Linked DNA regions of Homo sapiens: region 2 is linked to region 1. Evidence: chromatin loops called from intact Hi-C (ENCODE). Cell type or tissue: PC-3. All regions are shown on one strand. Each heading gives the region's core, and the rest is flanking DNA. Links, peaks and the distances in the headings are about the cores only. Region 1 has its middle 300 kb from the start of LINC02899. Region 2 has its middle 290 kb from the start of CDH10.

Region 1 (8,348 bases), core at 139-8,138:
AAAATTTGCAGCACTTTGGGCATAAAACAGACATTATTATGTAAATACCATCAAGAGGTTAAATATATGTCTTTAAAATAAATGACTGTCCTAATAACACCAGATAGCCTGACCTAAAAATAAGTAATTTGTTTTAATGCCAAAAAGTCATGATGATTTTTAACATCTACAAAAACATCTTTTCAAATAATTATATTGCTCATTATATACTTTGTGGAGTAAACTATTGTGTCTACACGGTATTGGCTATGGTTTGAACATGGACTCTCCAAAATTCAGGTGTTCCCAATGTGAAGGTATTAAGAAGTGGGTTCATTAAGAGGTGAGAAGGCTGTGAGAACTTCTTGATCATGAATGGGATTAAGGTCTTTATAAAAGAGGCTTTATCCAGCATTTGGCTAGCTTGCTCTTTTACCTTCTGCCCTGTGGAGACAAGGCCAGAATGCCTTTAGCAGACCAAATGCTGGTACCTTAGTCTTGGACTTCTCTGCCTCCAGAATTCTGAGGCAATACATTTCTGTTCTTTATAAATTAACCAGTCTTTGATATTTGGTTACAGTAACACAAAACAGAGTAAGACAGTGTGTTGCATATACTCCCAATGTGTTCCAGCTTTTTTATTTCATTTACATAATAATTAAATATAAATTTTCAAGATAAATATAAAGTCTGTGTGTATTTCTAATTTTGTTCCAACTCCACAGAAATTGTGAGAATATTTAGACAAACAAGTAATCTGTTTTTTTCTATAACTCAAATAAGTTAATTCTTATGTTAAATTACTTATTATATAATTAACTATGAAATAATTTTTTGCATTATTTGTTATGAAGTAAAGAACATTTCCATAAATGTTTGAGCTCTTGCAAGTAAAATAATAGGGCAAATTGTTTTAAGAATCATTCAAAAATTAATATTTCTATTTAGACAGAAGAAACACCTGTGAGTTTATTCGTTTATCAACATTTCAGTTTAATTAACAAAGGGTTTATTGAGCATAATTATAGACCAGACACTGCACTGCAAGCAGAGAAAAAAAAAAACGAATAAAAAGAAGTGCTAATTCTAGCTGTTCATTGTTCATTAGGCACAGGCAGGTATTTACAAAAAAGAGGTAATATACCATCATTGATGCCTTGAGAAAAATACAGGCCGGGCGCGGTGGCTCACGCCTGCAATCCCAGCACTTTGGGAGGCCGAGGCGGGGGGATCTTGAGGTCAGGAGATCGAGACCATCCTGGCTAACACGGTGAAACCCCGTCTCTACTAAAAATAAAAAAAATTAGCCTGGCGTGATGGCGGGCGCCTGTACTCCCAGATACTCAGGAGGCTGAGGCAGGAGAATGGCCTGAACCCGGGAGGTGGAGCTTGCAGTGATCTGAGATCATGCCATTGCACTCCAGCCTGGGCGACAGAGCGAGACTCAGTCTCAAGAAAAAAAAAAAGAAAAGAAAAGAAAAAGAAGAATACTACTAAAGTTTAGAAAATGCACATAGACTGCCTACTTCTAAAGATTTTACTTCCTGTTTGTTTTCAATATTATAAGTTTCAAATCTTGCTCTGCACCTGATGAGCCTGGTTCATTAGTGTCATTCAGCAATTGTTAAGATAATTGCCCTGATATGACTACTAAGCTTGCCGTGTGAGGAACCTCATCCTGGAGATGTGTGGACCATCACGTAGCTTTTCTGTATAGATGATAGCAAATGTTATATAAGAATCCTGCCAGGATAAGGAGGTGGAAAAACAAAAAGGAGCACAAAAGTACTGCATCAAAACCTGGATATCTCCCTCTCATGGTACGGGAACCTTTACAGGAAACAATAAGCTCATAGACAACTTCAAAAATAGTCTTTTACTTTGACATTGAATTATTTAGCTGTACAAATAGTATTAAAATATAGATTTTACGCTAAGAACCTAAATTAAAGAAGTATAATATCTCTCCACTCCCATGTTATACAACCCAATTGTAGCTGTTACATTAACCATTTTAATGCTTTCTTTTTTTTTCTTTTTTTTTTTTTTGAGACAAAGTCTCGCTCACACCCAGGCTGGAGTGCAGTGGCACAATCTCGGCTCACTTCAGCCTCCACCTCCCAGGTTCAAGCGATTCTCCTGCCTCAGCCTCCAGAGTAGCTGGGATTACAGGCATACACCACCACACGTGGCTAATTTTTTTATTTTTAGTACAGATGGGATTTCACCATGTTGGTCAGGCTGGTCTCAAACTCCTGACCTCAAGTTATCTGCCTGTTTTGGCCTCCCAAAGTGGTCAGATTACAGGCATGAGCCACTGTGTCCAGCCGACAAATTTAATTCTTATGTGTAATGTTAAAAGTGTAGGTCATTTCCAAATTACAAAAAAAAAAAACCCTTACATTTAATTTAGTTTTACATTTAAAATATCTGATGAAGTTTTTGTTACTATGTATCCCTCTTTAGATTATATTCTGAATTGATTAATTTAGAATATCCAAGTAGTAAATTAAAATTTGCCAGAATTCCATTAATTACATGTAATGGACTTACAGAGATCAAAATTCAAATATGGGTACTGCATGACCATTTGTGTTTAATGCTATGATATGGTTTGGCTCTGTGCCTCTACCCCAATCTCATGTTGAATCGTAATTCCCAAAGTTGGGGCACTGACCTGGTGGAAAGTGATTGGATCATGGGGGTAGATTTGCCCCATGCTGTTCTCATGATAGTGAGTGAGTTCTCGCAAGATCTGATGGTTTAAAAGTGTGTGGCACTTCCCTCTTGCTCTTTCTGTCTCCTGCCAACATGTGAAGAAGGTGTTTGCTTTCCCTTTGCCTTCTGCCATGATTGTAAGTTTCCTGAGGCTTCTGGCTATGCTTCGTGTACCAGACTGTGCAACTGTGAGTCAATTAAACCTCTTTTCTTCATAAATTATCCAGTCTCTGGTAGTTCTTCATAGTAGTGTAAGAAAATTGGTATCGAGAGCTGGGTATTGCTTTAAAGATACCTGAAAATGTGGAACTAACTTTGGATCTAGGTAATAGTCAGAGGGTGGAACAGTGTGGAGGGCTCAGAAGAAGACAGGAAGATGAGGAAAAGTTTGGAACTCCCTGGAGACCTGTTGAATTGTTGTGACCAAAATGCTGACAGTGACATGGGCAGTGAAGTCCAGGCTGAGGTGAGCTCAGATGGAGACAAGGAACTTATTGGGAACCGGAACAAAGGTCACTCTTGCTATGCTTTCACAAGGAGACTGACAGCATTGCAACCCTGCCTTAGGCATATGTGGAACTTTGAATCTGAGATAGATGACTTAGGGTATCTGGCAGAAGAAATTTCTAAGCAGCAAAGCATTCAAGAGATAGCCTGACTGCTCCTAACAGCATATGTGTTCACAAAGAGATGGTCTGAAATTGCAACTTATGTTTAAAAGGGAATCAGAGCATAAAAGTTTGGGAAAGTTGTAGCCTGACCACGTGGGAGAAAAGAAAAGCCCATTTTCTGGGTAGAAATTCAAGCTAGCTGCAGAAATTTGCTTAGTAAAGAGAAGCCAAATGTTAAAAGCCAAGACAATGGGGAAAATGTCTTTAGGGAATGCCAGAGACCTTCAAGGCAGCCCCTCTCATCACAGTCCTGGAGGCCTAGGAGGAAAAAACTGGTTTTGTGGGGTTAACCCAAGGTCCTGTTGCTCTGTGCAACCTCGTGACATGGCACCCTGTGTCACAGCCACTCCAGCTCCAACTGTGGCTACCGGGGCCAAAGCACAGCTCAGGCTGTTGTTTCAGCAGGTGCAAGCCCTAAGCCTTGGTAACTTGTATGTGGTGTTGAGCCTGCTCTTGCACAGAAGGCAAAAGTAGGCACTTGGAAGCCTCCACCTAGATTTCAGAGGATGTATGCAAATGCCTAGATGTTGAGGCAGTCTGCTGCAGGGGCAGAATGCTCATGGAGAAACTTTACTAGGGCAGCACAGAAGGGAACTGTGGGATTGAAACCCCCATACAGAGTTCCCACTGGGGCACTGCCTAGTGGAGCTGTGAGAAGAGGGCCATCTTTCTCCAGAATGGTAGTTCCACCGACAGACTGCACCATGTACCTGGAAAAGCTGCAGGCACTCAACACCAGGCCTTGAACACAGACACAGGGGATATACCCTGTAGAACCACAGGGGCAGAGCTGCCCAAGGCCATGGGAGCCCACTTCTTGCATCAGCTTGACCTGGATGTGAGACATAGAGTCAAAGGAGATCATTTTGCAACTTTAAGGTTTAATGACGGCCCTATCGGATTTTGAACTTGCATGGGGCCTGTTGCCCCTTTGATTTGGCCAATTTCTCCCACTTGGAACAAGTGCATTTACCCAATGCCTGTACCTCCATTGTATCTAGAAAGTCACTAACTTGCTTTTGATTTTACAGGCTCATAGGTGGAAGGGACTTGCCTTGTCTCAGATGAGACTTTGAACTTGGATTTTTGGGTTAATGCTGTAATGACTTGGGGGACTGTTGGGAAGGCATGATTATGTTTTCAAATGTGAGAAGGACATGAGATTTGGGAGGGCCCAGAGGTGGAATGATATGGTTTGGCTCTGTGCACCCACCTAAGTCTCATGTTGAATTTTAGTTCCCAGCGTTGAGGGAGGTACCTGGTGGGAGATGATTGGATCATGGGGGTGGATTGATCCATTTTTAAAATGTTCAGTTCATCATTTCACCAGATTATTTGATAACTGCTGATGACCACTGCCTATTTCCATGTGTTTTAATGAAGGATTATAAAATAATGACTTTCTAATCAATTTTCTTGAATCTATCATTAACCATTCTTCTTTTAAATATAAAACAACTATGCTTCATCAATGTTGTCATAGCATTAAGTACAGTCAGTTGAAGAGAGGCATGTACACAATAAACTCCTTCTCTTTACTTATACTTACCCATTTCAGAAAATGGTCTTCCAGCAATCTTTAAAGACTTTTTGCATCTGTTTTTTAATTAAAGATTTTTTATTTGTAATGCATTATTTTATTTTAATGCTCAAATTGTTCCACTTACAACTAGTAGGAATTCTCTGAGAAAACCAAAATCAACTGAAACAGATTCCCCTCCTCCCCAAAAATCCAAAGAATGTTTTAGTCATCATATTAAGAAAACACAGCTGCATTAATAAAGTCAGTGTAAAATTTGATTCGTTTTCTGAAATTACATTTAAAAATGTTTGATAACTTGATGTTCAAATAAAAAGAGATATTTCAGACACATTGACTGATCCAAATGTTTAGTGTGAGACTGTAGATAGTTGCCTTTCTTATAATTAAACTTCTTATCTAGTTAAAGTATCAATCAGATATGTCAAATGTGCCAAGTTCCAATGACTGTTGTTATTGAGAGTTTGAAATCTGAAATTTTCCCAGTGGTCCAAAAGTAGGATAATGGTCCTCTTGCTTAGGTATCTGGACAAAAAAAAATTTCTTTGATAACCAAAATATGGAAAAAATATGGAAAAAAACAAAATATGGAAAAAAATCTATGATCATAATCCAAATCTTCATAAGGCAGTACACATCGTTTTATATTTCACTCACTCTTTTTTATGTACTATCTCTATATCTAAGCAATTGGGCTTCTTATATGCTGCTCCATAGAGCTTTGGATATAAAAGTTTGTAAGTAAATGATCTAGTATGTCTTGAAGTCAGGTGACTTTGTAAAGCAAAAATTATTGGCAACAAAATAAACCCAGTAGTTATATATCACTGTGCACATGTTAATCCATTTTACTAATTACTTTCACTTGCATCAAGTAATTCTAGGAAATATAACAGCTTATTCAGAGAAAAATCTTAATAGAGACGGTTTTGAGAAAACACTACTTTCCCTTCTTACCCTTATCTCTATGTCCCGCATAGATAAGTCATTATGAATAAGATCTTTCACTACAGCTTGTAAAAGGGTAACGTTTTATTACTTTTAAAAAAGTTAATAGTTTATATCTTCAGTTAGGTCATCAACTAAGTGCTTGCTGTTAGAAAAAGAAAAAAATGTTCATAAATATCTTTCTAATTTTTATCTAATACATTTTAAACTATACTCAGAAACAGCATTTTTGAGTTAGATGAGGTGGACCGAGGTCCAGAGCTGCCACTTATTGAATTTATGGTCTCTGTCAGATCACAGGACTGAACTATTTTCCTCATCTTAAAATAAATATAATATAGGGCCTAATTCAATTCTTATTATGAGAATTTAACAGGATTTTATGAATGTGTGCACAGGCGCATGTAGATGTGTGTATTACTTATAATCATATCTAGTAATAAATTCTTAATAAACATAATAATTGGTATAATTATTATGATCAGTAAGAGTATTAGCCTATCAGAATCTTAAATTTATCCTTACCAATAATGTGTAAGAAAAAGTAAAACTAGCATGTAGATCCCATTAATTTTAAATTTCTTTTATAGAGTACTTTCTTGCAGTTGCAATATTTTTTTCTAGTTATGAGTCACTTCCCATTAGAAAGGTTAAAGCTTAAGAGGTAGCTTAATTGTCTCAGGCCATAGAGGTAACATTTATACCCCTATGCGGTTATTGTTAATGATGTTCTGTTAACTCAAATATTTCAAAGCAACTTGTAAACATATATTTTCAAGGAATATCTCACATACCAGAAGGATGAGACTAATCTTATATTTCTTTCATTTACTACTAGTACTTTTTGAAACTGAAGTCAACCTTTAAAGAAGGCAATTAAGTTATGAGTACAAAGGAATGTACACTGCTCAGAGATCCCTAAAGTACTTAAGCATAATGAGGAAATTTGGTGATGATGGAGAATTTCACTCATTTATCAATTACTCCAATGGCCATTCTAATTATTTGGATGCACCGATTTAAATTATAATGAAAAAAATTCATAACATCAAATCCAGTGGCAATGTGATTTCACTCTGTACCAAGCAGTCTATCATAATAAAGCTGATATTCTGTTTTCATGGAAAGTACTATTTCAAATTATTTTTGATTGCATATCATACCTAGTATTCTGAATTATTAAACTACTAATATATGCACACAGAGAAGAAGGTTTATGAAGCACATCAACGTGGGTGGATAATAAATGTTGCAGTATTTTTTATTGTGATTAAATAATCATTGGCCCAGGAATCAGTATACTGATATTTTAAAATCACAAGTTACAGAAAATAAAATGTCCAATGTGTTATGCACCGTCAGTACAATAACATGAAGTAATATACTAATATCAGTCCCATACAAATGATTCCTGTCAAAACCACACCCTGTTAGCCTTCTCTGTCCTGATTACCTATCGGGTCTCCCTGCTTCTGAACTTGTTATTCTACCCCTATCTCTCAGCTGCTAGTTATCTTTTCAAAATATAAGATAAATCATAACATTTAGCTTTCAGAACCATCCAGTAGCTTTTTGTAACTCTCCAAAATCAAAATCAAGTCTTTAATATAGTTTTGAAGACACTGCATGACTGAGTTTTCCTCCCTCCACCTCTCTAACTGCATTTCCTGCTATTGTTCTTGAATATCCTCAATCTTCTTGCTCTTCCTGACTCCAAATACGAGATGGTTCAATAGATCAGTTCTTCCAGGTTCCTGGTCACATAACACTATATTTGAAAGATCTTCCTTGATCACTTTATAAAAACTAACAGTCTACCTTGCACAGTTTATCTCTCTTATCATTTCTATTTTTTAACCTTAACACATTATTTGGCATTCACCGCAGTGCTTACTTCATTCGTTTTACCTGTCTTAATCCATGGAGCAGGAAGACAGGGCTGTCCATGAACAGAATGTTATGTAGAATGTCAGTGACTATTTGACAAACAGATGAATGAGGTTTAGGTACTGTTCATCAAGTTATTTTTAAAGAATAACGGGTAGCACCATATTTTTCACTTAAAGATTATATTAAATGTTATAGAGATTACTTATTGACTACTTTTAATTTCTCATTTCAAAATGCCTTAGGTGCACAGCATAATGCACAACTAGTATTAAAAAGTCAATAATGCGTGGAGTCCCTGTGGATATCAAAATGTCTCATCAATTCAAAGAGAAATTTAATCTATCATGGTGGGGTTTATTTGAAAATGCAGATGAAAAATCAAAAACACTTCTTAACATTTTAAATGTAGCCAAAGACTGCTTATAACACTTTATTTTATGGTACTATAAATTTTATCTACAAAGCATACAATAAGTAGAATGTACCATTTATCCATACGAAATACTGATAAAATACTAATGCTATTATATTTTCTAAAAAATAAGAGAATTGTAGCCATTGAAACTCAGTGATAAAAAGCTTGTAGTTTTATATGGGAAATA
Region 2 (8,348 bases), core at 176-8,175, 100 kb before region 1:
TGTTAAGATCCAGCAATCCCACTTCTCATTGTATATTGAAGAGTAATAAACTAAAGAGCTCCAAGAGATATCTGTACTCTTATATTTACTGCAGCATTATTCACAATAACCAAGATATGGAAACAATATAAATGTTCACCAACAAATTAATGAATTAAAAAAAGGATATGCACACACAATGGAGTATCATTCAGCTTTAATAAAAGAGAAGTTTTGCCATTTGCAACAACATGGATTATCTTGGGTGACATTATGTTAAGTAAGATAAACTAGACATAAAAGACAAATACTGTGTGGTTTCACTTATATATAGATTCTAATGTAGTTGAACTCACAGAAACAGAATACAAATAGTGGCTACCAGGGGATGAGTGGATGAAAATATGGGGAGATGTTTATCAATGGGTACAAAGTTTCAGTTATGTAAGATAAATTCTGAAGATCTAATGTACAGCAATGTGACTATAGTTAACAACATGGTATTGTACACTTAAAACTTGCCAAGAGGGTAGATCTTTACTTTACACACACACACAGTCACACTCACATTCACTTATGCATGCGTACACACAAAAGAACAAAAAAAGTAAGTATATGTGGTGTTGGATATGTTAATTAGTTTGACTGTAGTGAATATTTCATAATGTACATGTATTTCAAATCATCAAGTTTTACACCTTAATTATATACAATTTTAAGTTGCCAACTACACCTCATATTGAAAAACAATTTATTGCCTTGTTAAGTGTATTATTCCATTTTCACACTGCTGATAAAGACATACCTGAGACTGGGCAATTTACAATAGAAGGAGATTTAATGGAATTACAGTTCCACATGGTTGGGGAAGCTTCAAAATCATGGTGGAAGGTGAAAGGCACGTCTCACAGGGTGGCAGACAAGAGAAGAGAGTTTGTGTATGGAAACTCCCCTTTTTAAAACCATTAGATCTCATGAGACTTATTCACTGTCACAAAAAAAGCATGGGAAAGACCTGCCTCCATGATTAAATGACCTCCCACTGGGTCTCTCCCACAATACCTGGGAATTCAAAATGAGATTCGGGTGGGGAAATAGCCAAACCTTATCATTAAGTGACTCTCTTTGTATGTTAAAGAGTAACCTTAGTGTACAAATGTTGTCATTTTGTTGTTTTGTATGTTATTTTTTAATTGAGATCATTGATAACACAGGATTTACCCTCTTAACAAATTTTAAGTGTATAGTACAGTATTAGCTATAAGCACAGTGTTATACACTAGTGCTTATAGTCTAGTATGTGTAGTCTAGTATAGTCTAGTAGTATAGATCTCTAGTATGTATAATACTAATATTGCATAACTGAAACTTCATACCAGGAAGCTAACTGTAGTAGAAATGATTTTGGAAAGGGTATCTCTATATAGTTCACAAGGATATTAAAAGAAAGAGAAGATTGCCATGAGATTAAAAACAAGGGCTTATGCAATTATATCTGCATTAAAAAAAAAGCAACAAACAATGTAAAAAAAGCAAACAACATTTGAGGAGTTTCTTTTGAAATGTTGTTTTTTGTCTCTTTTAAATGATAAAACGGCATGAGCCTGTTTCTAATCTCATGATAATCTTCATTATTTTTCTTCTAATATCTCTGTGAATATAGACAGATATATTTTCTAAAGTCATTTTCACTATATCTGCCTTCTACATGAAGAGGATTTGAGAGTTATTAAGAGTTTACCAGACAGTCTGACACAGTCAACAATGTCACACTTAGGTACCTCTCCTTTCCTATTGATGCCTCTTCGTGAAATGGTAACCTTACAAAATTACTTTCCTGGAGGTCCGAGGAAGTCCCTGGACATCATTTTTTTCTCTTCTCTTCTTATTTTATTTTTTTAATGTATTGTTTGAGACAGGGTCTCATCTGTCACCCAGGCTGGAGTGCAGTGGCAGAATCACGGCTCACTGCAACCTCTGCCTCCTGGGTTCAAGCAATCCTCCCACCTCAGCCTCCAGGGTAGCTGGGACCACAGGCAGACACCACTACACCTGGCTGTCAACATTATTTTCTTAAAAAAATTAATTTATTCATTCAGTTATATCACTAATACATTCAAATAATTTCTGGACAACTCTTTCTCTAAACCATGGGGGCCACGAATGTTTCGTAATGCAGATTGTTTTTGGATTTTAACATATTAATAAGTGGCATATACATCTCAAGTTCATTAAAACCAGAGCAGCGTTCTATAATAAAATGTTCTCATATTGCAGATGATTACGAATAGTCATACTATGTGAGCTAAATAATTGCCATAAGAAGACTCATGCAGATGCAGGGCTGCTTTTAACTGCCAAGTTAGTTGTACAAAACTTTCAATGGCAACAACAGCAACAACGACAAAAAATCTTTTGGTTTTCAAAACTTTCAGGGTGTCTGGATTGCTACTGTGATATTGAGAAACATATTATTAAAAAGGAGATTTAAACTTTATTAAACTCTTTTCTTATTAAAAGTGATATTTGATCATTCAAATCTACACATTATCTAGATTCTAATTATATAGGCAATTAAATTATTTTACGACCTTTACTTTTTACATTTAAGTAAATGGAATGTAGACAAAGGTATCATATTATTTATTTCATTCACATGAATACATGGGTCAAGGTTTACTATGGTTTATTGGGTTTTCCTCCCCACTCAGTATAGTGTTCCTTAAATAGATTTTTACTTAAAATCCATGCAAAGCAATGAAATTCCACAAGACCATATGAGTGTTTTCTGGTATGTATGCCGAATTATATCCTGAATTTTTAAAAGCATATATTAACAATAAATGTATTGCCAAGAAGAAAGGTGATATTGAACTGAAGAACCAACATTTTGGCAAAGCATCATTACCCACAGGAGTCTCATTAAATGCTTTGGCACAAAAATTAGGTAAACAACATGTGGTTTAGCAAATTTATTTTAGCCTCCAGGGGAGGACTTTAGCATAGGGAGAACAATATGGAACATTAACTTTTACTGTGTTTCTCAAATGGTCATTGCTATTTTATGGAGATGAGGACCCAGGTAATATTACAAAGTTTCCCAAGTAAAATGATCTCAAGCATGCAGGCATTTGATATTGGACACTTTACTATTACTACTACTAACATCCTCACTCTCCACATTGGGAGTGTGGGATAAAGCAGTGTGTTATAATTTATCACATTTACATTTTTGTTATGTTTTCTTCTTATGAACTCACTATAGAACACAACTTCCTAATTAAAATCTAAATTTAATGTGATCACTGCCACATTTTATTATGTTTCCTTTAATCTCTAGATTTTGTCTTTTTTTATCACTCCCTATTGAAATAAAGTCCACCCAAATGAGAGCTGGAAGAAGCTGTTTTCAGAGATTCAGAGGCAGGCAGGTGAGTGTGAAGGCTTTAGGGTGAAAGAAAGGGAAGGCTTCAGTCATGCTCTGAAAGAAGGGTGTCATGGGGAGGTTGAAGGAGGGCAGACTCAAAGGAGAACATCATTTTGTGACTACTCAAGTGGCGGTGGGGCTCCTGCCTGTGGTGGGGAGTTGCAGGGCTTGGGGCTTGACTTTCTCTGGTTGGTCCTAATTGCAAGTCAGAGAGAAAGAGGAGAAAGTTTTTGATCAAGTCCTGACCTTTCTGAGCCACTGCTTCTGAGTTTGTGGTTTGGTTCTGGACTGGTTGCTACAGTGGTTGTGGGTCAGGGCTCTGTTGGCATGTGTAGATTGGTCATTGTCCACTTGTACAACCAGTGTCTCTTTAGGCCTTTGTACACGCACCACTGTGACACAGATTCTCAGCAGTGGACAAGGTTTAGGAGTTCAGTCGCTGACCCATTCCTCTCTGCTTTGAGAATCAATCACACGATAGATTCCACTGTTTTACATTTTAGATAATAGAGTAGAAATTTTTTTTTAACTGTTTGAGTTTAGAGAGTATGTAGTTGGCTTAAAGTCACATAATTTGCAGTTTTAAAATTTAACTACTTCAAACTCTAACAAAGGATCATTTTTTTTTTTTTTTACCATAACTATATGGTAGATGACCACAGCAAGAAGAACAGACAGAAATCCGTAAGGATAATTCGTCTAAGCTAATTATAGTTAAAGCATTACTGACTTATAAAAACTCAGGATTATGCTCTCAAAGGCAATCACATTTATATTATTTTTATTTAAAATATATATTACATGTAATATAAACTATACACACAATATATTGAACTATATGGAAATTGAAACTGTGAAATCCCGTACTGGGCTGCACCTCTTTTATTGACTACTATTTTCTTACCACATTTGGTGACACAGCATACGTGCTCCCAATCACATTCAATGATTCTTAATCAGTTCTCCTACCACTCTCCTCCACACACTGACATATGCATCAATTATTCATGGCTATTATCCTTTATTGGCAAAACCTGATTCAGACAAGAAGCAGCACATAGTTTCTTCTATGTGGAAAAAATAAACTATTTTTTTAATATCAATAATCTTGCCTTAGAGTTCCTTCGTGAGTTTTATTTTGCTGGATTATCTGTTTTCTTCACTTAATCTTCAAGGTAATAAATTCTTAATGTGCTGAGTTTATTATTTCTGTGTGGAAGATTTTTTTCTTCGCATTCTCTTCGTTCAACAGCTTTGAAATTTGTCATGGATCAGCTCCTATGTTAGATGCTATAAGTAAATCTACAGCCCTTACAGTCATGGAGATTTGTCATTTTCATATTGGTATTTTCTTTTAAAACATATTTAGAAAGTACTTACATAAACATAGAACTTAATATTTTTTCACACATTCTTAATTTTTGTCCTAATCTGAGCCCTCAAATTTGTGGTTGTTTTAGTTACCGTTGTTATTTTTGTCTATGTACTAACATTGTAAACTTGAAGTAACAAAAGCATTCTCAATTCTTACAATCACTAATTGTCTCTTAAAAAGGGGGGGTTACAAGTGGTTCAGTAGACAAATATATTTTGTGGTGTATACTGCAAAGGAAAAAGTCTGTCAAAATAACTTCCCAAAATATATCTTAATTACTTTGCTGATTTTAACATGTGTTCACAAATTCTTTGCTGGTCTTCCCTCCAGGAGGTGGGCTTAATTGCCCTCCCCTTGGGTGTGAGTTGGACTAACTCCCTTCTAAAAACAGAACGGGCAAAAGGTAAAAAGATAATTTTGCATTAGAAAAATCTAGCAGACACTACTACAACCAAGTGCTCAAGCTTAATATCACCAGTGATAAGTATGTGAATTTAATCTTCCGCCTGATAGGCTGCTATGAGTAGGGCACTTCACTTTTCTGACATTGTCTCAACATTCCTAATGATACAGACAAGAGGCAGGGAATACTGGGTAGAAAAGGGCGGGTGCCTGGCAAGGGCTCCATCTTCAAGGCTGGGCCGGTGGCCCTAAATAAGAACTTCACATCCCTGTTTTCCCACCCAAAAGTTGCTTTTTGGCTCACAACACGCCCCCCACCCCCGACGTCTTGTGCCTATATAAACCCCAGACCTCAGCTGGCAGAGAGACAAGCAGCTGAACATCTAGAAGAGAAAAAGCAAGTGAGCATCAGAGACTAGGGATAGACGTGGCTTAACGTCAGACAGCATGACTTTGGAGAGGAGCCCAGCCAGAGGCAGCGGGGCTTCAGAGAAACATCACCTTCTTCCCACACCATCCGTTTCCAGCTCCAAATCCTGCTGAGAAGCCACCTTTATCACTCAATAAAACCTCCGCATTCACCATCCTTCAAGTCCATGTGACCTGATTCTTCTTGGACACTGTACAAGGACCAAGGTACCAACAGGAAAGGGTGTAAAAGGCTGTCACCCTGACTCTCCACTGAGCTGGCTAACACTTAGCCATCCGCTGATGGCAACTACTAAAAGAGCATTAATTTTAACACACCCCCAGATGTTACCATGGGGCTGGAGCCCAAAAGCGCTTGCCCCAGCCCCGGCACCCGCTCATCTGTGTGCTTTCCCTCCCACAAGGGGTTTGAATGGTGGCAGCCAAGTAAGCAAGCCACATCCCTGTTGTAAGTCCGTCAAAGTGGTCCAGGGAACTATCCCATCTCACTAACATCAATTTAGTCGTGAGAAAACATCAGGTAAACCCAAACAGAAAGACATTGTAAAAATTACCTGACCATAACTTCAAAAGTTTCAAGATTGTAGTGTAGAAAAGACAATTTCATTACTTTCCCTTTTAGGTTTTTAGTTGAGACAATCTCCAGAACACAAAAGTCAAATTAACAAAAGAAAAACAAGCAGATGTTTATTAGTGTGTGCGGTACCCATCGTGTGGGGAAGACTTAGTTTAAAACTATTTCTCTCTGAAGGAAGTGCTCTAGGGGCCTTGCTTAAATAGTGTTTAAACAAAGAACCATAGATCATATATAGTGAGAAGACAAAGGAGAGAGCACTTCCCATCTTTTATAAGATGGGAAAATGTGGGAAGATAGGGATTTTTTTCCCAGATTCCTCTGGTGCCTGCTGATGCCTTATCTGGGCTAATGTGGAAGTGCTGCTCCAGTCAGAAAGGGTTAATGTTGGTTAAAGGGTTAACCATCCCTTTTCCAGTTCCCCATCCTGCTGAGAGCCACCTCCATCACTCAGTAAAGCCTCTGCATTCACCATCCTTCAGGTCCATGTGACCTGATTCTTCCTGGACACCGGGTAAGAACCAGGGTACCAACAGGGAAGGGTGTAAAAGGCTGTCACCCTGACTCTCCACTGAGCTGGTTAATAGGCAAATAGAAGCTGCGGCAGATTGCTTCCCTGCGTGTTCAGTGTCTTCAACCTAACAGTCTTCAGCATCTGGGGGAGGAGAGGAGGGGAATAATTAGTTTCCTTCAAGATCCTGAAAAATAAGAAAAGGCTGAGAAATATTACAGATCTGAGACAACTAAGGAGGCATGACAAGTAAATGCAACCTGGTATACCGGACTATGTAATGCTGGAACAGAAAAAGCTGTAAAACTGGTGAAATATGAATAATGTCTGTAGTTGAGTTAATCCTATAGTGCCAAAATTAATTAACTTGCACAGGTGTGCAATAGTTAACATGTTAAAATTAGGAGAAGCAGGGTGAGGGATGTACAGAAATCCTCCACAGTCTTTGTAACTCTTCTGTTAATCTAATTGATTTCAAAAGTAAAGCATTAAAAATAATAATCTCTATCACATTACCTAATACTGACCGATTATGAACATATTCTCTTTTTTCCCTCTAGATCAACCATTTCTCAGTCTAGCTTCCCTCTTTGCTAATGTCAAGTTTCTGTTTTAAGTTGGCTTATTTCTCTTTTAGTTGAAATGTGAACACTAGGGAATATAAAGAGCACTGTACCATCTGAAAAATACAAGAATATTGGGAATTTGTGATGAGCTGATACTTTCCACCTAGGCCTCTTGCAGTTGAAGGGGCACTTACCTGGGTATCTGAAGATTCAGATCTGGCCCCAGCTAAAACACTAATAGGCATGTGATGATGACTGCATTATTTAACCTTTTTGAATTCAAATTTCGTATCTGAATATTCAATTATCTTTATTTAAATTTAAGAAATAACAACTCTGTCATTGGTAATTTTAGAAATCAGCTGTATTACTAAAATAGAAAAATTTAATGTATGTGTATCAAGGTTGCTAGTATAAGTAAATATTGAAAATAAATCACATATGTGGCCGGGCGCAGTGGCTCACGCCTGTAATCCCAGCACTTTGGGAGGCCGAGGCGGATGGATCACGAGGCCAGTGGATCGAGACCATCCTGGCTAACACGGTGAAACCCTGTCTCTACTAAAAATACAAAAAATTAGCCGGGCGAGGTGGCGGGCGCCTGTAGTCCCAGCTACTCGGGAGGCTGAGGCAGGAGAATGGTGTGAACCCAGGAGGCAGAGGTTGAAGTTAGCCGAGATAGCACCACTGCAGTCCAGCCTGGGCGAAAGAGCGAGACTCCGTCTCAAGAAAAAAAAAAAAAAAAGAAAAGAAAAGAAAAGAAATCACATATGTATATAGTGCATAAAATAATTAGAAAACATAATTTAGAATATCATTTATAATATCAACAGAAAAGAGTACCTAGAACAAAATGGAACATCTTCATGAATTGAATAATGATTCAATGTAATGCCAATCTGATTCTAAAAGTTATATAAAGAGGAAGAGCAAGAGCAAAGACTTGCTCAAAAATGTTTCAGTAATAACACTAGATAAATTTGTCCTGCTACATGTCCAGGATAAATCTATAGTAATTAAGGAGGCTGAGTAATAACACAAAGAAAAATAAACAGACCAAATGGAGGTCTGTGTTTATGAAAATG

What was found. Hi-C counts contacts between places; a loop is a spot of excess contacts. Peaks named below come from ENCODE experiments on the same cell type or tissue, not always from the same donor. Only the 100,000 strongest peaks of a DNase experiment are listed, where the experiment ranks them.
Region 2: it touches region 1 in a loop (3-fold over the local background); 1 of 110 quality-filtered maps calls a loop at or near these places.

The regions. Positions count from the first base shown.
Region 1 is chr5:24,244,231-24,252,578 of GRCh38, reverse strand. No RefSeq gene overlaps it. Among named protein-coding and RNA genes, the nearest start is that of LINC02899, 300 kb to the right of the region's middle. In PC-3, for the core only: no CTCF peak of the experiment used is centred there; no DNase peak of the experiment used is centred there; H3K27ac peaks cover 624 bases.
Region 2 is chr5:24,348,473-24,356,820 of GRCh38, reverse strand. No RefSeq gene overlaps it. Among named protein-coding and RNA genes, the nearest start is that of CDH10, 290 kb to the left of the region's middle. In PC-3, for the core only: no CTCF peak of the experiment used is centred there; no DNase peak of the experiment used is centred there.